Linked DNA regions of Homo sapiens: all the other regions are linked to region 1. A link is a loop called in an ENCODE intact Hi-C map of the cell type or tissue named here. Cell type or tissue: dorsolateral prefrontal cortex. All regions are shown on one strand. Region 1 has its middle 24 kb from the start of MIR146A. Region 2 overlaps ATP10B (ATPase phospholipid transporting 10B (putative)). Region 3 overlaps ATP10B (ATPase phospholipid transporting 10B (putative)).

Region 1 (8,000 bases):
GCTGTCATTTTCCCAGCGGTCCTGACCTTCCTGGGGAATACTGATGGGGAATCCCAGGTCCCAAACTGCCGACTGTCAGGCCTGGAGCACAGGACAGGTCCCAGGGGTGCAGGTCACAGGCCCAGGGACCCTGTCTCTTTGGCTCTTCCCTTCTCTCCTGGGGCCTCTGCTCACCTGGCTTCTGGGGAAGTGTCAGACGTGTTCAGCTTCAGTAATCCTGCCACTTTCCCAGCCATGAGGAAAAATCTATGTGTTTATTATTATTATTGTTACTACTACTATTTAACATCTAGAAGCTTTTCCCTGACAAACAAAGAGTGGCCTTGGCTGCCTGCTACCTTGGCCAGGAGATAAGGGACAGGGCAGGCTGAGAACACAAGTCCTTTTTGGGGTCTGCTTGGCGTGTGGTGAAGCCAGGGGAAGAGAAGGGACAGTGGCCCAGTGTTAACACCACCAGGCCACCTGCCTGTGCCTTCTCACACAGAGTCAGGAACTCCAAAGTTCTGAGAAAAGGATCTAAGAAAGCAGGGAAACAGCGCTGGCCTGGGCCTGCCATACATACCCCCCCCACACATACACACACACATACCAGCAGTGAAGGCAGTGGAGAAGAGACCACCTCCTGTCAGAGCCAGTCCTCACAAGCGTGTACGCATCACAGTGGAGTTCTGGGCTCCCCGGCTGCTGGTTCCTCCAGCTTCCGCCTCTGGTTTCCCTCTTCCCTGGCCTGGGAACGTAGAAGGGTGCAGGGTGAAAGACTTGGTCTTCTACCGCATGGATTCTCTGAGCTGCCCCAGCAGGACCGTGACTCTCTGAAGCCTGAAACGATTTGAACAGCCCCCTGTCGGGCAGCTCCTCACTGGCTGATGTGGGCTTGAACATGTCAGTCATGGAGAACTCACCACTTCCTGAATCTCTCCATTGCAGTCTTGGATGGTTCTAGAGAGAGGAGCAGAACTGGAATATGTGGCTACAGCTATGTGAATTGACAGCTTCTGGGCTTTGAACCGCAAATTCCTCTTTCACTTAAAAATCCTTTGGGCTCTTGCCCTTTGTGTCTCTAACTCTTGGGACGTTTTTCTTAGGGACAGGCTTCCAGTGTCCCATCTAACACTTGGGTGAGCTGGGCCCGTTGTTCGTGGGAAGGGGTGTAAGTGTAGGGGAAATCCATTTGTCACAAGAGAGAATCAGGTAGGGGAGGGACAAGGTGACTTCTGAGGTTCTGTTCTTATGCATCTGGACTCCCACCTTCCCTCATTCTATGAAGAAGCTGGAGAGTCCGTCATTCTTGGACCTTTCCCTCAGTGCAAGGAAAACAAGTTGGAGAAGTGACAGTGTCCTGGGATGAGCCCAGCAGCTTTCTTTCCTTTCTCACTCAGCCTCTGTCTCTCTCCCCACAACCGTTTCCTGCCTGGGGCGGTACAGCCAGCAGCCAGTGCGCCTGAGCCCTGTTATTTAAAATTCAGCCGTCACCATGGCAACCTGCATCTTGCTCCATTTCAACCAGAGATACAAAGAAGCAGTGAAAGGGAAAGTTTAATAATGTTTTCTTTTTTTTCTTTTTTTATGAATCTCACTGACTGTCCATCTTTTTGTGAAATAGAAATGTTTCATTTTAGTGGCATTATCAAAATGTCATTCGTTTTCAGACCCCGTGGCTTCTGGAGGGTCAAAGTCATCACTTGCTTTCTAGGGCTGCCGCTGTCACCCCGTTTCCCCCTTCAGAATGGATGATGAGTGTTATTCCGCATTTAGGCTTTTTGAAAGATTTGAGGTTGGACTAAGTTTAGAGAGTGTTTATGGCTTTATTCTCCCTTCCCTTTCCCTGGTATCAAATCTCAGAGTCACGGCAAGGTAAAAAAAGCTAGAAGAGTCTTTAAAGATCACTGACTCTGGGGTGCCATTTTTGTTTCAGTGTGTGTAGTACCTCCTCCCCAGCATTCTGAGAGTGCTTCCTCATTACTGTCATGGAGCTTGGCCTCTGGGTGGTGTTTCTGTGATTCATGTGGAGCCAAGAATTTCCCGTAACCACTGTGACTGGCTCATGAATGAGTATACGGCCCAAAAGGTATGGCTGAGCTGCAGTTCTGGGTCTGAGAGAGAGCCTCTTTATTTTTCTGCTGAGGGGATGAAAGCCTGGAGCTGCCAGAGACCCTCACAGAGAAGGAACTTGCCTACAAGTGGAGTGAACACAAAGGGAAGCAGAACTGATGGATGGAGAAGAGAAACCAGGCTTGGATGACGTTGCTTGATATCTTAGATCGAGGCAACCCTGAATCCATGGCTTTGCAGTTTCATGAGCAATATATTCCATTTTTTTACTTTAAGCCAGCTTCAGCTGGGGTTTCTGACAGCAGAACGCCACGACTTTGATGTTACATACCTCAAGCTCCTTCTTTTACAAATGAAAGCATGGAGACCCAGTGCAGGGAGGTAGCATCCAAGGTCACACAGAGAGGCAGCTCTGAAGGTCAGGTCTCCTGGTGTCTTCAAAGCCTTTCTGTCTGCTGTCCTTCGGTCCTCTGTTTTCAGGCAGATTCTGTTACCTTTGCAGGAACAAAAGCTGAGCCTATGGATGCTCATGATCAAAAAGTATAATTACGGTGAAGACCCTTGCTCAGCTACTCATCCCAGGGTGAGGGTGAGCATTTGGGGTGATGTCCAAGGAAAGTGTCCACCCTCGGCTTGTACAAGGAAAGTGCTCACAGTTGGCTCTGCATAGCCCTGTGGACAGACCCTAGGTACACTTTGCCTGTTTTCTTCATTGAGACAAGATCTGTTTGTTCAGTCTGCAAACAAATGTCACACATTCAACCAACACTTACAATTTTATTAATTTAATTGAACAGCATTAATTGAGGGCCTCCTATGTGCTAATCACTGTTTTGGGGGCACAGATTCAATGGTCAATAAAGGGAGGCTCAGTGCCTAAGCTCATGGAGCTTATATAATTTACTGTGGACATGAAAATAACCAGAGATACATAAAACTAAGGACTGTGAAAAAGTCTTATGCTTGGAAATTTCCCCATACCATGAGAGCATAAGACGAGGGCCCATCTCATTTTCAGAGTTGGAAGGAGCCTTGAGCTGATATGGGCAGAAGGAGCAGGAGTTAGATGAGCAAAGGGAGGTGTGGTTGGGGACTAGGGGACTGAACCTTCAAAGCTGGGAAAAGGGGAAGGCAGGACTTTGAATTAATTCATGCCAGTGTTGACAGGGGGCACCATCTGCCAATGTCCTTCTCTTTTGCCACTTTAAGTCTTTCTGTTCCTGCCCTATAGATTCTCTGAGCCCCCTTATTCCCATGACTCCCTAAGTCAGTTATATAATCTATTTTCCAGCCCAGGACCTTGGATGCCTAAGTTAAGATCTGTTTCGTGCTAAAGACTAGATAGTAGCGTTTTTGTGTGTGAGACTAAACATCATTCCCATGATAACGAGGTCTGCTTTTAAAGAGAAAGATGTGGGTTGCCTTTATCCTTCCTGAAAAGTGCTATAACTTCTCAAATCTAACTTCCGTTTGATTTGCTGTCTGCTGGTGAATGTGACTGTAGTAAAGTTTATTGCCACTAGAGGGCAGGAACACCAAGGCAAAGGACTGAGAAGCGTGAGACCAGGGCTATGAAGTCTGCAGGCACACCCAGATAAGCCGATAGGGTTTGCACTGGTGTGGGACGTGTCAAATTCCAAGCCCAAACTCTGCGTGTCTGAATTCAGATACATCGTCTACACACTCAGATGATTTCATTCTGCATACTGTAATCACTATAGATGCTGGTGCCAGCAAAGAAAGAATAAAAAAGGACTTTTGGTGGGGGAGGTTCCTGCTGTTTATAAAACAACGAAATAATGTGTTGAATTTCACCTTAAAGAGTCCTTTAAAATGTTCCCAGGAGTCAGAGGACCCCAATGTTGGTTCTTAATGTGCTGTGTGACCTTGCTTAAGAAATGAAACTCCTCTGGGCCTAAATTGCCCCTTTGTAAAAGGATAACATGGTGATGTGAAAAGACTCTTCTGATTCAAAGAAGAGAAGTGGTAAAGATGATTGAGACTGGAGAACTGCCCACTTAGATGCCTATTTGTGATTTGTGTGATTTCTAATTCTGGGGGCTCTTCATACTGAGGGAGCTTTATTTTCCTGACTCATACATTTTTTTTTTTCATTTCAGCAGTTGAGTATACTTTAACAGAAAGGAATGAAGAGCTAAGGGTGGAATTTTGGCAGGTGGTGAAGGAGGTACTGTTGGTTCTTTCAAATCGCACCATGACAGTCAGTATTCTCTTTGCCTTTGATGAGGATGAGACTGATATGGGAGACTTGGTGAATATCTGTGAGAGTTACGTGTCTCCCTGAAACTCAGATTAAACCCTCCATTATCCTGGAATCCAGAGCCTTATTGTACTAGCTCATGAACCTGTCAGCTTGAGAATAAGTAGGGTGGAAACAGGACTGCTCTGGGAATGAGGGATGATATATAATGTTTTTCCTGCCGCATCATTCTAGAATGATGGACTATCTCTACGAGGCTAGGCCCCAACAAGAGGTGGAGCTTCTGCCTAAAGCCACCATCTTTTTCGAAGAGTGTCCCCCCAGGTGACTAGGTCTCTAAGGACCTAAGCTCCCTTTGGTACTCCTCTTGCTGCCTCAAGCTGGGGAAAGATGGTGGTTTGGGCTCTACCTCCATGTATTTGGGCATGAAACATCATGAAGACAACAAACCAAAACAAAGCAAAACAAGCCACAACACAAATCCTATATAAAAACCTCCTTTCTCTGGCAGTCCCAGTTTCTGGGGTTCACATTCCCAGAGAAGTTAGTCCCAAAAGACAGAGGGAGAGAGGTCAGCAGGAGTGAGATGAGGCTCTGCTTGGATTCCCCTTCCTCTCCAGACCTTTGTGGACCACCCTCCAGCTCTCTGTGGTCTTTCTCTCCCATTCCACAGCTGCCTGATTGACGGTGAAGGGCTGCTCCATGCTGCTGCTGCCATTCTCACTTAGCAAGAGATTATAAATGCCTTCAGTCTCAATTAATATAGATTAGCACCATTTTCCCCCCTCTACAGATTATTTTAATGGAAGTTCATTTTTTTGTCGGGTGGTATCAGCACCACCATTTTTTTTTTTTTTTTTTGTTCTTTTTGAGACAGAGTCTCACTCTTGTTGCCCAGGCTGGAATGCAATGGTGCGATCTCAGCTCACTGCAACCTCCACCTCCTGGGTTCAGGCGATTCTCCTGCCTCAGCCTCCCAAGTAGCTGGGATTATAGGCCAGTGCCACCACGCCCAGCTAATTTGTGTATTTTTAGTAGAGACGGAGTTTCACCATGTTGGCCAGGCTGGTCTCGACCTCCTGACCTCAGGTGGTCCACCCACTTTGGCCTTCCAAAGTGCTGGGACTATAGGCGTGAGCCACCGCGCCCAGCAGCACCACCATTTGTAATGATTGCAGAGTGTTCCGTTGTGACAGCTCCACGATTTCCTTAACCGTCTGCTCCCCACTGATGCTGCGTGGCCTCTCTGCATCTTGTCACGGGTAAAATCACAAGATCTTAGGGATCATCCTCTCTGGACAGGCTTTTCGTTTTACAGAGAAGGGAGATGGCTTTGAGCTGATGGCAGACTAGGACTAGAATCCAGGTTTTTGGATTTCCCACCCGCTGCCCTTTTCACTCTGCCAGGCTTATTGAGTGTAGGCATAAAGGAAAGACAAAGGGACCTCACAATCCTATGTGCTAGACAATTTACAGACAATGAACACAAATGTCCCCTTACACATTTTTGTATTCTCTTCCATGCTTCTACTAGTAAGTGTCCAAAATACTGTCCCCCGCTGATTGCCTGTTGGACACATTTGGTCTGACCCTCCTTCCTGTGCCCCAAAGCAGCATTTAAAACCCCTCCATACCCTTTCCCAGTTCTGTCCCCTCTCTGCATCCCCCAGGGATTAAATTTCCCAAGGGCAATTGCCACACAGAGGCAGCAACCCAGTCACAAGATGGCTAAATATAACTGTGCAGACTGCAAATAAGCCTCCGGGATCATCTGCTCCTTTGTTTAGCTTATTATCCTCCCAAATCAAACTCCAGAGGAGGCTCGCGCATCGTCCATGTTGGGCAGGACCCGTTGGGTGGATGTTTGTGTCCGACAGGAAAAACCAAACAAACGCAACTCTGCTGTGAGCCGAGTCATTCCTCTTCCCCAGTGGAGCAGGACTTGCTTTTTAGATAAAGCCAACAATCCCCAGGTTTTGATTTCCAAAGCAAATCACTGAGAATCACATCAATATTGGGAACAGATGCAACAGTCTGGCCGACCAGCTGTGTGCAGCCGAGCAGCCAGGGATGTGGAACCAGGAACAAAGAGGTGCTGGCACTGGAATGTGCTTCATCTCTGCTGTCTCTGCCTCCCTAAGGGAGAAATGGACCATGTGGTGGGCAGGGGCATCCAGGGTTCTGGGCTGTGCAGGCAAACCAGAACTGGAGATACGGAGACAGTCACCCCCAGAGACACACGTTTGCAGGTGGCAATTCTGATCCATTAGTGATGTCTGATGTGGACCCAGGTCTGGTGTAACAGGCGTGCTCTATATTTCATCTGTGTTTTAGACAAAACCAGTATCAGTACGTAGGATTTCATAGAGGGTAGGGTGGAGCTGGGTCTCCACGAAGCTCCAGGCTTAACTGAAGCCCAAAGCTGTCCCTCAAGGAGGACTGTTTTTTCCCAGAGACTGGAGGTCTACTATGAATCTTGGATGGTAGTGGGGACAAGGAACAGGGAACAACCTGTACTTGGAAAGGACCTGGAGTTTGATTTCTATCATGAAAGGGCACTGATGATGTCCATTGCTCATCAAATGGATACTTTTCAATATTTATCCTAAATAAATCCTTATCAGCACTTGATGCTACTGGCCAGTTCTTCCCTCCATTGGTTGAGATATGATTCTGCCTTTTCTTCTGTCTCTCTTGTCTCTCCTTTGTTTCTCTAGAGGTTCCATCCTCCTCTGCCATTAAATATCAGGATTCCTTCATGCTTGGCCCCAGGCCCACTTCTTCTTCCACCCGGTATTCTTTCTCTGGGCGATCTCTTCCAGCCCATTGCTTCCATTCCCACCCCCATGCATATACTTCTTTTATATCTTGAGCCATGCATACCTCTCAGCTCCAGTGGCCTCTCTGCCACCTTGACTTGGATGTCTCTAACTCACCCTGTTGGAAAATGAGTCTGTGATCTTCCATCTGTGCCTCACCTACCTGAATCTCTTCTAGTGTTTCCAGACTCAGAGGACGACGCCACCATTCACTTAAATAAGCCAGAAATCTCACCTGAATACCTCTCTGTCTGTTTCCATGTCTAATCCATCATCTAGCCTTGAGGATTTTACTTCATATTTATTTTTGAATCTGTCCACTTTTTCCTTTCACAATTACTATCCTAGTTCAAGCTACTATCACTTCTTGCCTGGACTACAAATGGGTCCAAACCTCCTAATTCTTTTTCTTAAATTCATTCCAGCTCCCAAGGTCTTTGTCAAAAGGTAGATTGAATTATCTCTCTCCCTCACCCCTGTGTCTCCACTCTGACACTTGCTTCTAGTTTCCTGTGGTACAGGTTGAGTATCCTTTATCCAAAATGCCTGAGACAAGAGGTGTTTAATATTTCACATTTTTTGGATTTTGGAATATTTGCATTATATACTTACCTGGTTGAACATACCTAATCCAAAAATCTAAAATCTGAAATGCTCCAATGAGCATTTCCTTTGAGTGTCATGTTGCCACGCAACAACTTTCAGATTTCAAAGCATTTTGCATTTTCCCATTTGGGATGCTCAACCTGTACTTCAGGACAGCTAAAACCCTGACATTCACGTGGTGCTCCCACTTTCATAGCACTTTTGCTTTTTGTGATCTCATTTAGTTCTCAACTAGCCCGTGAGTGAGTCACTGTCATCACATTTTAAGGATCTTATCTGTTTTCCTTGAAAACGGTGGCTGA
Region 2 (8,000 bases), 280 kb after region 1:
CCAGGAGAACTTTTTAATTCAAAGGAAATTTTTTATTTTCTTCCATAAGTTATTGTGGTACAGTTTGGTTACATAAGTTCTTTAGTGGTGATTTGTGAGATTTTGGTGCACCCATCACCCAAGCAGTATACGCTGCACCATATTTGTAGTCTTATCCCTTGTCCCCCTTCCACTCTTCACCCCAAGTCCCCAAAGTCCATTGTATCATTCTTATGCCTTCGTGTCCTCATAGCTTAGCTCCCACATATCAGTGAGAACATACGACGTTTGGTTTCCAATTCCTGAGTTACTTCACTTAGACTAATAGTCTCCAGTGTCATCCAGGTCACTGCAAATGCTGTTAATTCATTCCTTTTTATAGCTGAGTAGTATTTCATCATATATATATATATGTGATGGATATATCTATCCATGGATATATCCATGGATAGATATATCCATCACATATATATATATATATCATATATATATTCCATCATATATATGATCGATATATATCATATATATACTATATATATGGGTGATATATATGGTTGATATATATATCATATATATATGATACACACACACACACACACACACACACACACACACATACACACACACACCACAGTTTCTTCATCCACTCACTGATTGATGGGCATTTGGGTTGGTTCCATGATTTTGCAATTGCAAATTGTGCTGCTATAAACGTGTGTGCAAGTATCTTTTTCGTATAATGACTTCTTTTCCTGTGGGTAGATACCTAGTAGTGGGATTGCTGGACCAAATGGTAGTTCTACTTTTAGTTCTTTAAGGAATCTCCACACTGTTTTCCATAGTGGTTGTACTAGTTTACCTTCCCACAAGCAGTGTAGAAGTGTTCCCTGTTCACCGCCTCCAAGCCAACATTTATTGTTTTTTCATTTTTTGATTATGGCCATTCTTGCAGAAGGACTTGCCTCTATGCATATACACATCCTGTGTCCCACTTATCATCGCGGCTCATCAGGGAACTGAAATTGAGGAAAATAATAATAGCTTAATCCACCTTGGCCAGGTAGCATATTTGTACTATAGCTCAAAGCTTCGAAGCCCAAGTGGTGTGGATCTTTGAGGCAGATCAATAAAAGACAGATTTTGAGACAGAAAAGTCTTTCTGAAACTCTTGGATTATTTCCTATAAATGACCAAATATAAGGCCATACACAGCTCACAGGAGACTCTTAAAACTGAATGGTGAGATCTTGCAAAATTATCTTCTTTTGGCTGCACAAAGCAATTGCCTATACTTGAATGGTGGTAAGCAATGCTTGGGACAATGAATTTGAGAGTCCTTTTTAATAGAATGAACTACTGCAGGTAATTTTCAGGCAACAACTCAAATTCTTATCTAAAAAACTAATTTTTAGCTTTTCTTTTCCTGTTGATGCCTTTTCAGGCAGGTGGAGGATTTTCTTAAGCAGTTGGTATCTGCGGAGTTATGCACATCTTTGTGAAGAGCCCAGACAAATTAGAAAGTCAAATTAGCAATGCATATTTAATGTTATTTGTAGTTGTTGTTGTTGTTTTTAAGTTGGCAGTGATGTTTACTCTTTGAGGGGGAGTTTATAATTATGCAAATTGGAGAAACAGTCTGCATATGGTATAATGATAATGCCTTGGGTTTTATATCTAGAGTCTAAGTATTTCTTTCATTTTACCCATGACTAGAGGGGAGGTTAGCCAAGGCTTGTGCCTGCTTTCTCTGCCATGATGGAGTATGTGAGGTCTTAGAACTTGAGTACCTTTATAAGCTTTCCTCTTAGAGGAAGCACTGCTGAGATTTTCATAGTATCATCTTATAGTAGATACTATTGATTGCCTTTACAATCACTATTCTTTCTTCCTTTTTTCTTTCTAATAAGATTTTAGTTTTGTTTATATATCCCCTTTTCTCCACACAACCATGTAGTTCAGGGAATGTGAGTCCCATTCTTAACATCAAGAAGGGACTAACAGTTATTCTAAACCAATCATGGTGGTTCCATTTGCTTTGCTAAGGACTGGTTTAGGCAAGGGTGTGTAACACATTTCTGGCCAATAAATGTGAGAGGAAGTTTGCTGGAGACTGATGAAAGAGACAACCCACTGAAGAGGTCATAATCCAAGTCTTGGTAATATTACTGATTTACTCCATTGACAATCTATGGACCTCTCTTACCTTGGGACTTCTTATGAGGGCCAACAACTTTTTTCTTGTTATTTACGCCACCTTGAATCTGTACTTTCTGTTACTTGCAGCCAATAGCACATCTTAAGTGATATATAATTTGACAGGTCCTATGTTGTCTGGGGAATATATACAATGGAGAAAGTTTAAACCATTTACTTGGCATCTGACATACCAGATCAGCTGACGTTTATTTTACTGGGTTGGAGGAAGAGATAGCGGTGGTGTTTTTTTTGTTCTGTTTTGTTTTGTTTTTTTAATTTAGACTCAGAGGGTACATGTGCAAGTTTATTTCATGGGTATACTGAGTGATGCTGAGGTTTGGGCTTCTAATGACCCCACTGCCCAAGAAGTAAAGATAGTACCTGATAGGTAGATTTCAAGTCTTGTTCCTCTTTCTCCTTCCCTCCTTTTTGAAGTCTCAGTGTTTATTGTTCTCATCTTTGTGTCCATGTGTAAGAAATGGTAGTTTCTCATCTTGGCAGTGGAGAGGAGTTCATTATCTCCACTGAGTGAGATGAATAATAGGAAAAACTACTTACTCTTCACACTGTTGCTTTCATTGAAACAAATGTCACCAGTCGGTTCTGATTCTCTTGTCAAAGGAAGCCTGCACGACACAGGACAGAAAAGAAATACAAAATATACAATCTCATTTTAGTATCAGCAATAATCAAGTATTTTGCCCTTTTCTCTTTAACTGGATGGCTTTAGCTTTAGACACACTTTATAGAGCAAGTGGAATAGATTCCCAGGAAGTTGTTTCAGTAGAAACATTTTATTTCTGCCAGGGAATCAGGTCTGCTACTTTATCTGCCACCATACAGAATGCAAATTATGGTCCCAGAGATCCTCAGCTAAATGCCTAATTGCTCCATGAAATGTGTGCTGGTCCAGCCACTCAGTGCATTTCATCTTTTTTGTCACATTGACTGGTTTCAGAATGGATATGGGATTTCAGACCAATGAAAGTCAGTTCTGAAACTTGTGTTGAAAATGTAGTAGAAGGTCTCTTTCTACTGTATTTGCAATGATGAAGATGGAGACCCAGAGCTGCTGGAAGCCAACATGGGAAATCAAGACTGCAGTTTTGAGTGAGAGGTACCTAGCTTTGATGTTATTTGGACCCCCAGATTTAACTATGATTGAACTTTTCACTTGTGTGAACTATACATACCCTTCTCTGCTTAGGCTAGTTTTTGTTGTTTTCTTAAGCCATTGGGTTTTCTGTTTTTCTTTTTAAAAAAATCCTCACCAATATAGAAAACAGGGCAGTTATCATAATTTTCACTTCATAGAGTATGAAATAGAAGCTCAAGAGAGAGGGCAGGGTGGGAAAATTCAAGACTCCTATTCAACGGCTCCCTCCATTCCATTCTACTGCCTAACTTCTTTCAGTAATTCATTACAGTAACTCATTACAGGAAAGAGTTGACACACTCATTGCTAACTTTACTGACTTTAAACATTTCCACTTTGGAGACAATGAAGTTGTCTTCCACAAGGCTACCAAGGGAGATAATCTATATTATTTTAGCAAGGTAAAGATTATTCACATGCATATGCACACACACATACTCTATAAAAGGCCACGGTAGGTGCTTTAGATTTGGGCAGAAGATCTCCCTATAGGGTCTGTCCAAGATGCAGCCTGGTTCTTGTTGAAGCCCTCACTCTCCAGGGGACAGCTGAACTAAGTCAATGGACAGCCTCGGCCTCCTCAGTCTTGTCCCCCTGATTTTGGTCATCTGCATGACAGCTCTCTGGTGGCCTGTGACTAATCACAAACAAACTCTCCACCCAGCTGACTGACCTGCCTAGGGCCCAGTTCATTCTCAGTGAGTCACTAAACAGAGTTCACAAAGAGAAAGTCCATAGCCCAAATCCTGCTCCTTGAAGGGTTTTGACACAGACACACACACACACACACACACACACACACACACACACACACACATTATTTGAACTACATTCACACATTGAAAATTTTTACTTAAAAAGGGTAGATTTCAAGATTCACATTAAAAAATTCCAAAAGGCTGTCAACATTATTTGCATTCCCACACAAGGACACAAGCTGAATCTGAGTGGTGTCTACAGGGTTCAGGCAGGGCACATTTACTTCGTTCACCGTATTTCCTGATCTGTCCTCCTTTACTCACTTCTGCCACGTACCTGGCTGTGTTTTCAACCCCTGCCCTAACCTTCCTACAACCTGTTATTGTTGGCTAAGCCAACTGAGATGCCACCTTGCCCTCCAGTGGCCGTGTCTGGAAGCAGCCTGGGTCCAGCTAGGTTTCCATCTTAGCCTCCAGTTCCTCCATAAATAAAATGGCACTGCTGTGAGACTTTTTAATTTTCTCTTATCCTTGTTAAATCTTCCAAGTCCTCTGTAGAAAATAGGAATTATTTATTTAAATCAGAAAAATAAGTTAATAAATGCTCTTGTGAAAGTAAAGCTTCCGTGTCCTGCGTGGGGGGCAGGAATTTGGGGAGGCTGTATGGTGGAATCAGCTAGGCACTGGAGGAGGTGTCAGAAGATTGGGACACTCTGTGATCTTTTATACTTTTATTTCTGTCTCTTGACCTTGGTTTCCCTGTCTATCAAATAAGGAAGCCGTGTGTGCTAGATCAGAAGTTATAAACTGGTGGCCCCATAGTCCGTATCCAGCTAATAGACGGTATTATTCCCCCTTATTAATTAGATGCCAACAGCTAAGAAGAACGTTTCAATTAACAATCCAGATTACAGACTTGTTGGAACTGTCTAGCAACAATCACTAATGGTCCAGTGATGGTTAGATGGGGTAAAGTTTTGCCCCTGTCCTCATCTACTTCCTAGAGGTCATACATTCACCTTCACCACCTGTTTTATTTGTTACATTCCCCTTGCCATTATAGGCATTTGCTTTTCCTACTCTCCAGTGAGATGACCTCTAGAAACCCTTTAGCCCTCATTTCTGTGAGTAGAGGCTGGTGCTCTGAGAGTTAGAGACAGACAGTCTGGAGAAGAGGAAAATGTTCTGAGCAAAAAGCTCACCCTGGGACATTCCAGTAAACCTTAATGAATTGCTCCTCCTCCCCACTTGGCCAACAGTTGAAACAGCAAGACGCCCAGGCCTTTGTGAAGGTCCCACTACATGGTTAAACCTAAAAAGGCAACAGCGGATTTTGAAAGTAGAAATATTCTTCCGTTGGGGTTGCTAGCTGAGTCTCTAAGTAATTTGCAATTCAAGTGTCTCTTTGTTTTGTATGAAAATTTGCTGCTATCTGGAAAGTGGGGAAGAGCTAAATTGCATCCTGCTGGTTTTACTTTGGCTGTATCAAAAAAGAAACTGTTAATCTGGTTCCATAATTAACTTTCCTGTTCTAAAAAGGCCCTGGGAGAGAGTCCAGAGGGTGGCTGTCAACTCCCTGCCTCTCTTCTCAATAACTCCTTTCAATAGAATGCCCTGAAAGGAGAATGATTCCAGGTGGGGATTGGTCTTGGTTTTCTAATTTTTCTTCTCCTTTATCACCATCCAACCACTATTTAGTGAATAGCTACAGTGGGTAAGGCACTGTGCTGACTAGTTGTGTGCCTAAGGATAAATAAATCCCTGTGGAGCTGCCAGAGAACATAAGTAAGTTAACTTTCTATCCATCCACCATCCATCCATCCACTCATTCATCCAAAATGAATGAGCAGATGAATATAGAAACAGTTAGGTTTCTATATTATGGCAGACACTGTGCTAGGCATCGGTATGTGATACATACAAAGATGGCTTAATCGACATTCAAAAATTCTAAAGTGGAGAGATGAATTCTGACTAGGGCCTCAATAGTTGGCTTCATGGAGAAGATAGCATTTACATTTACTTTGGCCCCTTGATATTTATGTGCATGCATACATGAGTGCACACACCTCATGTACATGCACCCATACATGTGGATGAAATGCTGGTGAGACAGGCCAATTGATTCAAGTAGAGGCATGTAGGCTGGGAATTCAGTTTGACCATCACCGGGAGACCCCTTTAGCAGTAGAAGTGGGTTTGAACTAACATTAAGTGCTAACAAATTTGAGTACAGCCATGCAACAAGGGATATGTTCTAAGAAATGCATCATTAGGTGATTTTTTTATTGTGTAAACACCATAGAGTGAACTTACACAAACCCAGATGGTAAAGCCTACTCTACGCCTAGGCTGTATGGTCTAACCTACTGTGACTAGACTACAAACCTGTACAGCATGTTACTTTACTAAATACTGTAGGTCATTGTAACAAAATAGTAAGTAGTGTATCTAAACATAGAAAAGTTACAATAAAAACATAGATAAGGTACAATAAAAATATGGTAGTAAAATCTTATGGGACCACTATTGTATCTGTGGTCTGCTGTTGACCGAAATGTCATTTTGTGGCACATGACTGTACTGCTAGGCACTGTGCTAAGCACTTTGCATCTATTATCTTAATGAAATTTCACAATGCCAAGCGTAATTATTGGCTACAGATTACAGACAGGAAACAGACTCAAGGAAGTTCCCAGGGAACACATTGGCAGAATAGATAGTGGAGGTGAGACCTAGGTTCATGTCTCATTCTAAAGCACAAGGTTTAACTTCTAGGCAATATAGCCCAGCAGGGGGTTGGGGATGGGGAACCAAAGGAGGACTTAGGTATCTGTTAACCAATCAAGCAGTCATTCAATCAACAATGTATTCATTCATTCATGCAAATACTGTATATGTTTGCTGAGTATTCTGAAGATTGGGTGTAAAGAAAACAAAATAGGCAAATTCCTTATCCTCTTCGAGCTTCTGTCCCAGGGACCTAACACTGAAGCGCTTCCCTCCTCTACAGTGCACAAAGGAGAAAGTACAATGAGGCCAGAGTTAATCTCCAAGTTGATCCCCCAGAGGACTACTCATTGGCTGACCTTTGCCTAGTTCCACCCAGACAATTTGGATGGTACCCTGTCACCTTATTTTCTTTAAAGGACATTTGTTTTATCTTTTCTCTTCTCTCTGAAATTACTGCCTTGGGTATGATACATGTATTTTCCAATCCTATCCTCAATTGCAACTTGAAAAAAGTTTGTAAAGAAGTTGTTCTTTGCAACCCACTCAAGAAACCTAAGTAATTTTTCAGTGTTGATTAGGCTATTTTAGGTCTGGCTCTGAGGAAAGTTAGAGAGAAACCCTCGTCTTAACCCTGGTTCCCAGTTCACATCTACCTGAGAAAACTACTCCTAGAAGTCACCAAATTCTGCCTTAAACCTAACCCCTGAAACATCTATTAGGTGTCTTTTATGAGTTGGTGCACAACTCCCAAGATATATGAGGTATCGCTCAAAGACACTGCTTTATTCCTGAGAATTAGAACTGGGTAGGAGTCCTGACTGTCAGGGCTATATATAAGTATCAAGGAGAAATTACCCTTTGTGTTATTGCACCTGTAAATGAGGAGGACAGTTGAAACAAGATCATAAGTTGACAAAAGGATGAGGTTGCCAAGGGAACCTTGTATTCTCTGGCAGAATAATGGCTCCCTGAAGATGCCCATGTCCTAATCCCCAGACCTGGGGAATATGTTACATCACATGGCAAAGGGAACTCTGCAAGTGGAATTAAGGTTACAGAGTTTAAGATTCGGAGATGATGCTGGATCATCTGGGTTGGCCCAGTGTAATCACATGAGTCCTTTAAGGTGAAAGAGGCAGGCAGAAGCGCTGATGAGTTACACGATGATGAAAGAAGCAGGAGGAGAGATCTAAAGTGAGAGAGACTGGATCCACTGTTGTTGGTTTGAAGATGGAGGA
Region 3 (8,000 bases), 120 kb after region 1:
TACCACCCAGGGTCTTTAGTGTCTGGGCATCTCAAACACAATAGATGCGTTTGTATATCTAATCCTTAAGGCTCAGCAGATAGTCCATGAGAGTGATAAAAGGGATTATGGAAAATTTCATTTTTTCAGAAAATAGATTTCTTTTTTAGGGGGAGGGTACATAAATGAGATGCTGTTAAATCTTACTGCCACAGGTACCCAAGTTGAGGAACAAACTTGGAGATGTCAAAGCTAAATCCCCTATTTTCCTGATGCCAAAATTGAGTGTCAGAAGGAGGAAACTGCTTGAGATCACACACTGATTTAGGGTCAGAACTAGGACAGTTTTCATACCACCTGACTCCCATCCTCTTATAACACACTGCTTTGTTCCAAGCTATGCATTATGTATTTCCAAATGCTGACACAGTTAACATGCTTCAAGTTATTTAGTCCATTTTCATTTACCCACTAGTCTGTAAGTGCTATGAGGGCAGAGACTGTCTCTGATGTGTCCCTCATGCCTGGTGGATTGTTAAGCACTCAAAATATTTGTTAACTGACTCCTTTCTAGGATACCACAATAGCTCACCACTGATTAACTCCTGCTGTCTGTTCATTAAAACTACTCTTTTATATATTCCCATCCAATCTTGTAGCAATGCATTAAAACAAAGGCCTTCGCTGTAAAAGGCCCTGGCTCATCCTGCAGGTGCCAGGAACAGATGTCAGCTAACCTTTACCCAGTCACCACAGACTTGTTGCCACAGGGCAAGGCTCTTCATGGCTCCTTTTGCTCCAGCCCACTGGTTTCCCATGTGGACCATTAACATTTAGAAACTTGGCACTTAGAGCACTTAGAAAGAAAGCAGTGTCCTTACCCATTGCTGACCATTGTCCAGACTATTTCTCGGAAGAAAAAGAAATATACATTTGTGGGGCCACCAGTTTTTTATGTAAGAGCTTTGTGGCAGGCAGACACTCAACTAGTTGGATTTCTTTCCATTGTAGACCATCTAAAATGCATACAAACCCCCTTTGAGGAAGCTGATTTTTGAGCTCAAACGATATCCTCAAGGGTCCTATTATCATTAGATTACACTTACTGAGAATGCATAGCATAACAAAGTCAGGCACTGGGCTAAGTGCGCTCACATCCATTATCTAATCATCCTAAGAGCACTGATATGGTTAGTATCATTCCACTTTAATTATGAAACAAGCGAGGCTCATTGAAGTTAAGTAACTTGTCCCAGGTCATAAAATCGCAGATAATGTGCTGGGACTTAAATTCGGTACTGCCTGATGCCAAAGTCTAAACCCTTTAACGCTATGCCAACATTTCTCAAACTTTAACATGTACACATGTCAACTGGGGATCTCATTAAAATGCAGATTCTAATTCAGCAGCTCCGAGTGGGGCCTGAGCATTGGCAATTCTGACAAACTTTCAGGTGGTGTTCATGCTGCTGCTCCGAGGACCACAGTTGGAGTAGCAAGGGTCTGTGTTACATGACAACCCTACTGTTTTCATTCCTTTCTGGCTGGGATGTGTTCCCACAATGAAGCCTGGGAAAAGTAGGCCAAACTCTACTCTGCTATTCTTCTTTCAGTTTTAATAATAACTCGCCCAAGTTCAGGTATAGCAGTTTGTTGCTACAGGAATCCAGAGAAGGAAATAAACAGGAACCCTGGTTCCTGAGCTTTGAAGAAAATCCTTCATGGCATAGTTCCTCTTATGTCTCTATTTCCTCCTCCTCCTCCTCAGATTGCACCTTTCATTCCAGCTACTCCGAAGAACTACAATTCTCCATCTTGCTTCTACAGATTGTCTCCTCTCACAACCTGCACTCCTCATCCACTCCTCACTAGGTGGTCTCCTTATTCCTCCAGTTAATATTTACTCCTGTCTCAAAATTCAGCCCAGGGGCCAACCTTTCCAGGAAGCTTCCTTGATGCCCCAGTATGATATAGCTGCACCTCTTCTAAGCTCCTATAGCACCTCTGCAACCACACATCCCAGCCCAGAGAGCATTGTCCCATAGTCACTGGTGCTCCTTTTGCCCCTTCATTGAGCTGTAAAATCCTGAAAGCAGGAGCAATGTTCTATTAGACTTTATGTCCCTAGTCTCTAGGACAGTATATGCCACAGAGTAGATGCTTACTGAATGTTTGTTGACTGACCCAATAAATGAAAGGCTCTTCTAAAGAAATGTAGACACTGGCAGAGGTGGGAAGAAGCAGGCCCTTCTGTTTGTTGTTGGTGAGTGTCTCAACTGGTACAACGTCTTGGGAAGAATCAACCAGAATAAAAAAATGCACATACTGGCCAATTTAGCAATTATGCTCTAAGAATACTGTAGAGAAACTCAAACACATATATAAACAGATGATGGCTCAACCATCCAACGAATTCTAGCAGTCATTAAAAAAAATAAAAGATGAGGCAGCTCTCTATTGAATGTCTACCTGTCTGTCTACACATAGGAAATATTCTTTAAAATTCATTAGGTTAAAAAAGCACAGTCCTAAACAGTGGGAACGGTATGCTTCCACTTGTGAAGGATGTGCTTGTGTATATGCCATACTTGTCTGTTTCTGTGCACCTTTGGGAAGGACACACAGAAGCTGCTAATCGTTGTTGTGCCTGAGGTGGTGGGAAGAGAGGAGGGAGGGACACTTACTTTCCACCATCAGCTTTTGGTTCCTTTCAATTATGTAACCCTGTGGGCTATGACTATTATGGCAACATTTTCCTGGTTGCTGGGGAGCTGGAGGCTAACACTGTTTAGGGCAGTGATGGTTTTGTCCTGTCTAAGGCTCTGGCCTTAATGACATTTAGTTTGAATCAAGAACTGGGAAAGTCCAATGTTAGTAAATGCTCACTTAAATAGGAACACATGGATTGTTAGGGGAAGCTTTTCCCAAACGGGGCATAAGCCCAAAGAAAAAAACTCAGTGGTGAAGCAAGAAGGGAGTTTTCCAGATCTTGTCAGTTCCCACCTCTTGTGAACAGTGTCACTGAGGCTGGGTCCCCCCACCCCGATTTGAGACACTGGGGAACAAGGGGAGTACAGATAGGCTTCACTGCTTCCTGCCCTGTGTGATCACATCACTTCCAGAAAGATTCTGTGTACTTGGCTAATTAAATCAGGACTCTTATCTAACCTTACAGTGGGAGTGTGTGTATGTGGGCTGTCCCACCGATTTGGAGCAGACTGGGAGTGCTGCATAAATCTCTTCCAAAGAAAGAAAGGCAGACCAAGATTAGTGAAAGGAGGCAGAGGTCCAATGACACCTCCTTCGCTCCTCTCTGTTGCATTCTCTTCAGAAGGGTGGGGTGGCGGGGGGGATGTCCACAAAGGAAAGCAGTGTGGAAGTTTGGAGGAGCCTAACTGGCCCCAATACAAATTTTATGATTAGGAAGATATTCTGTGGTCTGATGGCACTGAAAAACATTCTGCAAGTGGCATTTTTACACAAAGACTCTCTGCTGAAATCTTGGCTGCGTACAGACAAGGAGAAAAAAAACCCATTTCATTTTCCATCTGCCAGTACTATTAAACATTGGCTTGGGACTCAACTCACCATTTTTATAAGTATATTACCCCCACCTTAAAGCCACAGATTTTATTGCAGGCAATTAGGTGACAATCACTGATGGTTTCTTGTTTTTTTTTGTCATAAAAGAAAAAAAAACAGCTTTTGTTGTTGCTGTTTTTGTCGATTGTTATTTTTGATTTAGAGCAAAGGGCCAAGGAAGCCAACAACTGGCTTCTTTAGAAGGTGGTAGAATGCTCCCTGGAGGTTTCAGAGGCAAATTTTGACTGAGTTCACTAAGGGAAGGTAAAGAACTGGTGATTCCAAGAGATGATCAGAACAGATTGGGTGCCAGATGGGCAGGTGCAGGAAGGCACAGAAGGCAGGTGGAAGGGGACAAGTGCAGAGAGTCTGTCAGGAGTGGGTGGGGGTGGGCACCGAGACAGCCACCTGGGGCTGCCACAGGAGCTCTCTAGGGACGGCTTCAAGGATCTGACACCAGCTAGATGTATTTGATGGGTTAGCACAAGAGTCCTTAAAGGCTGCATACTTCACTCCCTTCAGCAAATGCCTCCCAAGCTGTAGAAAGTGCCAATTTGAGCCAAGTGAAGACTCTTTCCTGGTGGGGTGATGGCCTGCTTATGGAGGGTCCCCATCTTGGCTGCTCCTTAGAATTATCAGAAATTAAAATATAAGTGCTCAGGACTCACACAAGACCAAATATACCAGGATCTCAGGGGAGAGAGTTCAACAACTGTATTTCATGGAAACTCCCCATTTTCTCTTTATGACATCAGATATGTGAACATTTGTTCAAGGCAGACAGCTTCCCTTTAGAAAGATCATTTAAAACTTCCATTAGGTATCTGTCTAGAACACACAATTTTAAGAATTAAATCCTCAAAATAAACTCATGAGCCAGAACAATTGTCTTCATTTTAACAATGGGTAGGTTGAGGCTTCCATTTCAGTAAGCCCACCAAAGTCACAGAGCTAGTACATGGGGTAGCTGAGATGAAAACCTGACACATTAGACTCCACGTGTGCCTAATTCATAGCTGGAAGTTAGCCTGCAGGTCAGCAAAACATTATGTTATTTGATCTTTAGAACAGCCTGGTGAGAATTGTAAGTAAAGTATTTTCAGGTGGTGAAAGAGACATAGAAGGAGGTTTAACATGTTGCTTAAGGTTACCCAGCAAGCCAGTAGCAGAACTAAAACCAGAACCTCCATTTCCTAACTCTTAGCCCAGTGCCCTTCCTCAAAACTACTCAAAAATACAATTGTTCCACTAACCCCAGATTTTTAAGTGACCTTATTACATAAGAGTATACTTAGCTGTTCATAAAAAGAACATATCACCATCTTCCCTTCACCAGGCAACAAGAATTGGAACTTAACTCGTGTCAATTTCCTTACTGCTCCTGAATGAACTTAGTCAGAACTTGCCTTTGGGACTGCCAGCCAGGGCAGGATGATGACATCTAGGATCTGGAGATAGCTCTGGGGTTAGTGTGTCCCTCTCACTGGCCATCAGCTAAAAGCCCTGCATCCAAGATTTACTGCCTGGACCAGGGATGCAGTTTTTCTGGGCTGCTGAGACTTGTCAGACTGAACAAGGGGCAGTGAATTGATGTGACCCAACTGAGATCCACAAAGGAAAGCTTCCTTTTTCTCCCGCTCATTTTCTGGGGGAGACATACTCAGGCATGTGGGATGCCTGTGGTATCTAGAACTGGAAGATGCCAACGACACACAGAATCTGTGCCTAATGAGAATTCACTAAGGTCATTTTACAAATATTTAAGAAAATAACTCGGGGAAGTGCATTACATTTATGGGGGCAAAATTAAGAAGGATGTAGCAATATACACACCTTGTTATTATCTCGTTTGGGAAAATAAAAAAAACCATGAAAATCTTCCTGAAGACATCTATGGATCATTTCACTTGTGTATTTATGAAGGTCATATGTCTTAACACACTGTTCTTGCCTTATCCTTGCTAATGTTGCATTTCCGTGCATGACAATAACCCGAGAGGGAACTCAACTTTGTCCTCACCCAAAGTTAGATGAGTAATGACCCAGAACAGAGGCTCACAGTGTTTCTTCTTTGTCACAGTCAGAAAACACAGTCCTTGGTTATGAATACTAAGTAGCAATATGGAAAATGTTTTTGATATCAAGTTAAAGAAAATCCCAGCATCTACAATTGATATGTACCATGATTACAAAAAATGTTAAATATATGTGGTTATGTGTGTGTGTATTCATGGGGGAAATAAAAGACTGGGAAAAAATTGGCCAAAAGGACCATTTTTATAATCTAATTTTCTAATAAAGGGATGGTAGCCCTTTGGGTCCCATCTGTTAGTATGTATCTCTTGTTCAAGATTGCTGGGGCTCCCTGTGGCCTCTTGTGCAAGTGCAGAGATTCCAGATGATGTGTTTTTATGTTCCCCGGAGAAAGAGTGTGTGCAAAGGAAAGAGGAATAGGACAGTGGGCAGAAGCCCTGGTCTTGCCTTGACTTCTAAGAATGCTGTGTGATCTCTGGGGAGAAACTTGGTTTTCTTTGCTTGCTACCTGGATGTTTGCTGATGGCTATCCTAGTGGATCAAATGTGAAAGGACAATACGCAGAAAGCCCCAGACCAAAGCCACAAACAGCAATGCCCATAAGGGCCGAAGGGAATTAGTTAAGGGAATGAAATGGTCTGGGTAATCTTGACATAGATATTATTTACTTCATAACTATTTAAAACTTATTTTTGATCACCAAAAAGTATATTCTTCCATTTTTCTTCAAACACACATGCCTTACAGGCTTATCTGTTGTTTTTCTCCCTTATAGAAACATAAGCATAACAAATATTTCTAATTTCTCCTAACTGTATAATTTTAAAAACATGCATAATGAGTATGCAGTTGCCTCCACCTCAGTGACGGGATACATAGAGAAGGTGGGTGGGGGGCTGTGATGAGCTGAAGATGGCATGCCCAGTCTAAGAGTTAGGGACCTCTCAACCCAAGCCAGTTGTTGCCATGAGGAAATGCTGGCTTAGTGTGGAGAATTTTTATAATTCAATTTTTAAAAGAGAAGCAAAAAAGTCTATATGCTTACATAAAATCTCTGATTTCTAAACATTGAACATTTCTAATGAACAAGAATTGTCTATGCCAACAAAACACATGTGTGGAGTATGTACAAAACCAAGGGCACCATTTTGAAAGCTCTTCAGGGTTTGTACAATTTTTTCTTTTTCACATTCCAGAGCACCCTCCCTCTCTTCCCACAGAACACTTACAGTTCAAAGGCAAAAGTCAGGACTTACTATGGAGCTGCTGAAGGCCACAGGAGGCTGTGAGCTTTCACGGTGCCCCATAGACCTTTGCCGGTAGTGGCCCTGGATGGGCACCCGGGCACTCTGGCTCCTCCTCAGAGGCTGAGCACCTTTTTGGCTTCTCATAGTTGCTGGATCCTGGGCCCATCTAGCCGAGAAGGACAGGCATTGGTATTGGGTCCACTCTTCACCATCTGAGTCCAGCTCCTTTGGGGTCTCCAGTCGCTTAGCTGCAAGAAAGGAGTCCTGTTATTGCACTAGTTGTACCTCGGCTGGACCATGTTGGGGAAAACCTAGACTTTGTGTGGGGGGTGGTAAGAGCATGGGAAGGGCCTATGCTACTCTGAAAAATTGGCATCTGGGCTACCAAGACTGGAGAAAGAAGGGTAAAACTAAGTCCCACAGATTCAAACTCTAGTGGACTACCTACTAGTTATGTGACTTTGAGCTTTGACATAACCTGTCACTTTATTTCCTCAGAGGTTTTTTTTTTTTTTTTTTTTTTAGGTTTCTAACTCATAGGGATGTTTTGAAGATTTAATGATACAATGTGTTAAAATAACTAGCATACTCTAAGTACTGGTAATGTGGCTCTTATTATTATTACAAAGAGACCAGAAGCTCCCATGTGAATGGTCTGCTATCACCATGGCAAAGGGGATACAGCTGCTTATAATACTCTCTCCATCTTTCTCTTTCTCCATCCCTCACACTCAAAAGAATGAATACTTCTCTCTTAAGAGTTTGTTTTCTTCAAAAAATGGGTGAAGGATATGAACAGACACTTCTCAAAAGAAGACATTTATGCAGCCAACAAACATATGAAAAAAAGCTCATCATTACTGGTCATTAGAGAAATGCAAATCAAAACCACAATGAGATAACATCTCACACCAGTGAGAATAGTGATCATTAAAATGTCAGGACACAACAGATGCTGAAGAGGATGTAGAGAAACAGGAATACTTTTACACTGTTGGTGGGAGTACAAATTAGTTCAACCATTGTGGAAGACAAAGATTCCTCAAGGATCTAGAACCAGAAATACCATTTGACCAGCAATCCCATTACTGGGTATATACCCAAAGGATTATAAATCATTCTACTAAAGACACATGCACATGTAAGTTTATTGCAGCA

Evidence for each region. Peaks named below come from ENCODE experiments on the same cell type or tissue, not always from the same donor. Only the 100,000 strongest peaks of a DNase experiment are listed, where the experiment ranks them.
Region 2: a loop joins it to region 1, with 4 times the contacts of the local background. A loop is called at or near these places in 17 of 110 quality-filtered maps.
Region 3: it touches region 1 in a loop (4-fold over the local background); 2 of 110 quality-filtered maps call a loop at or near these places.

What each region holds. Positions count from the first base shown.
Region 1 is chr5:160,505,382-160,513,381 of GRCh38, forward strand. No RefSeq gene overlaps it. Among named protein-coding and RNA genes, the nearest start is that of MIR146A, 24 kb to the left of the region's middle. RefSeq lists enhancers at 1-314, 796-855, 3,443-3,522 and a silencer at 1,428-1,477. In dorsolateral prefrontal cortex, CTCF peaks have their summits at 3,575 (motif pointing right) and 3,779; DNase peaks (open chromatin) are centred at 1,440, 3,610 and 6,150; H3K4me3 peaks cover 1,309 bases; H3K27ac peaks cover 6,820 bases.
Region 2 is chr5:160,783,003-160,791,002 of GRCh38, forward strand. It overlaps ATP10B (ATPase phospholipid transporting 10B (putative)), which reads right to left. Exons shown (of 26, transcript NM_025153.3): 2 at 2,557-2,801. Among named protein-coding and RNA genes, the nearest start is that of ATP10B, 65 kb to the right of the region's middle. In dorsolateral prefrontal cortex, a CTCF peak has its summit at 4,458 (motif pointing left); no DNase peak of the experiment used is centred here; H3K4me3 peaks cover 742 bases; H3K27ac peaks cover 1,875 bases.
Region 3 is chr5:160,625,278-160,633,277 of GRCh38, forward strand. ATP10B (ATPase phospholipid transporting 10B (putative)) reads right to left here. Exons shown (of 26, transcript NM_025153.3): 13 at 6,852-7,090. Among named protein-coding and RNA genes, the nearest start is that of MIR146A, 140 kb to the left of the region's middle. In dorsolateral prefrontal cortex, no CTCF peak of the experiment used is centred here; a DNase peak (open chromatin) is centred at 3,264; H3K27ac peaks cover 2,433 bases.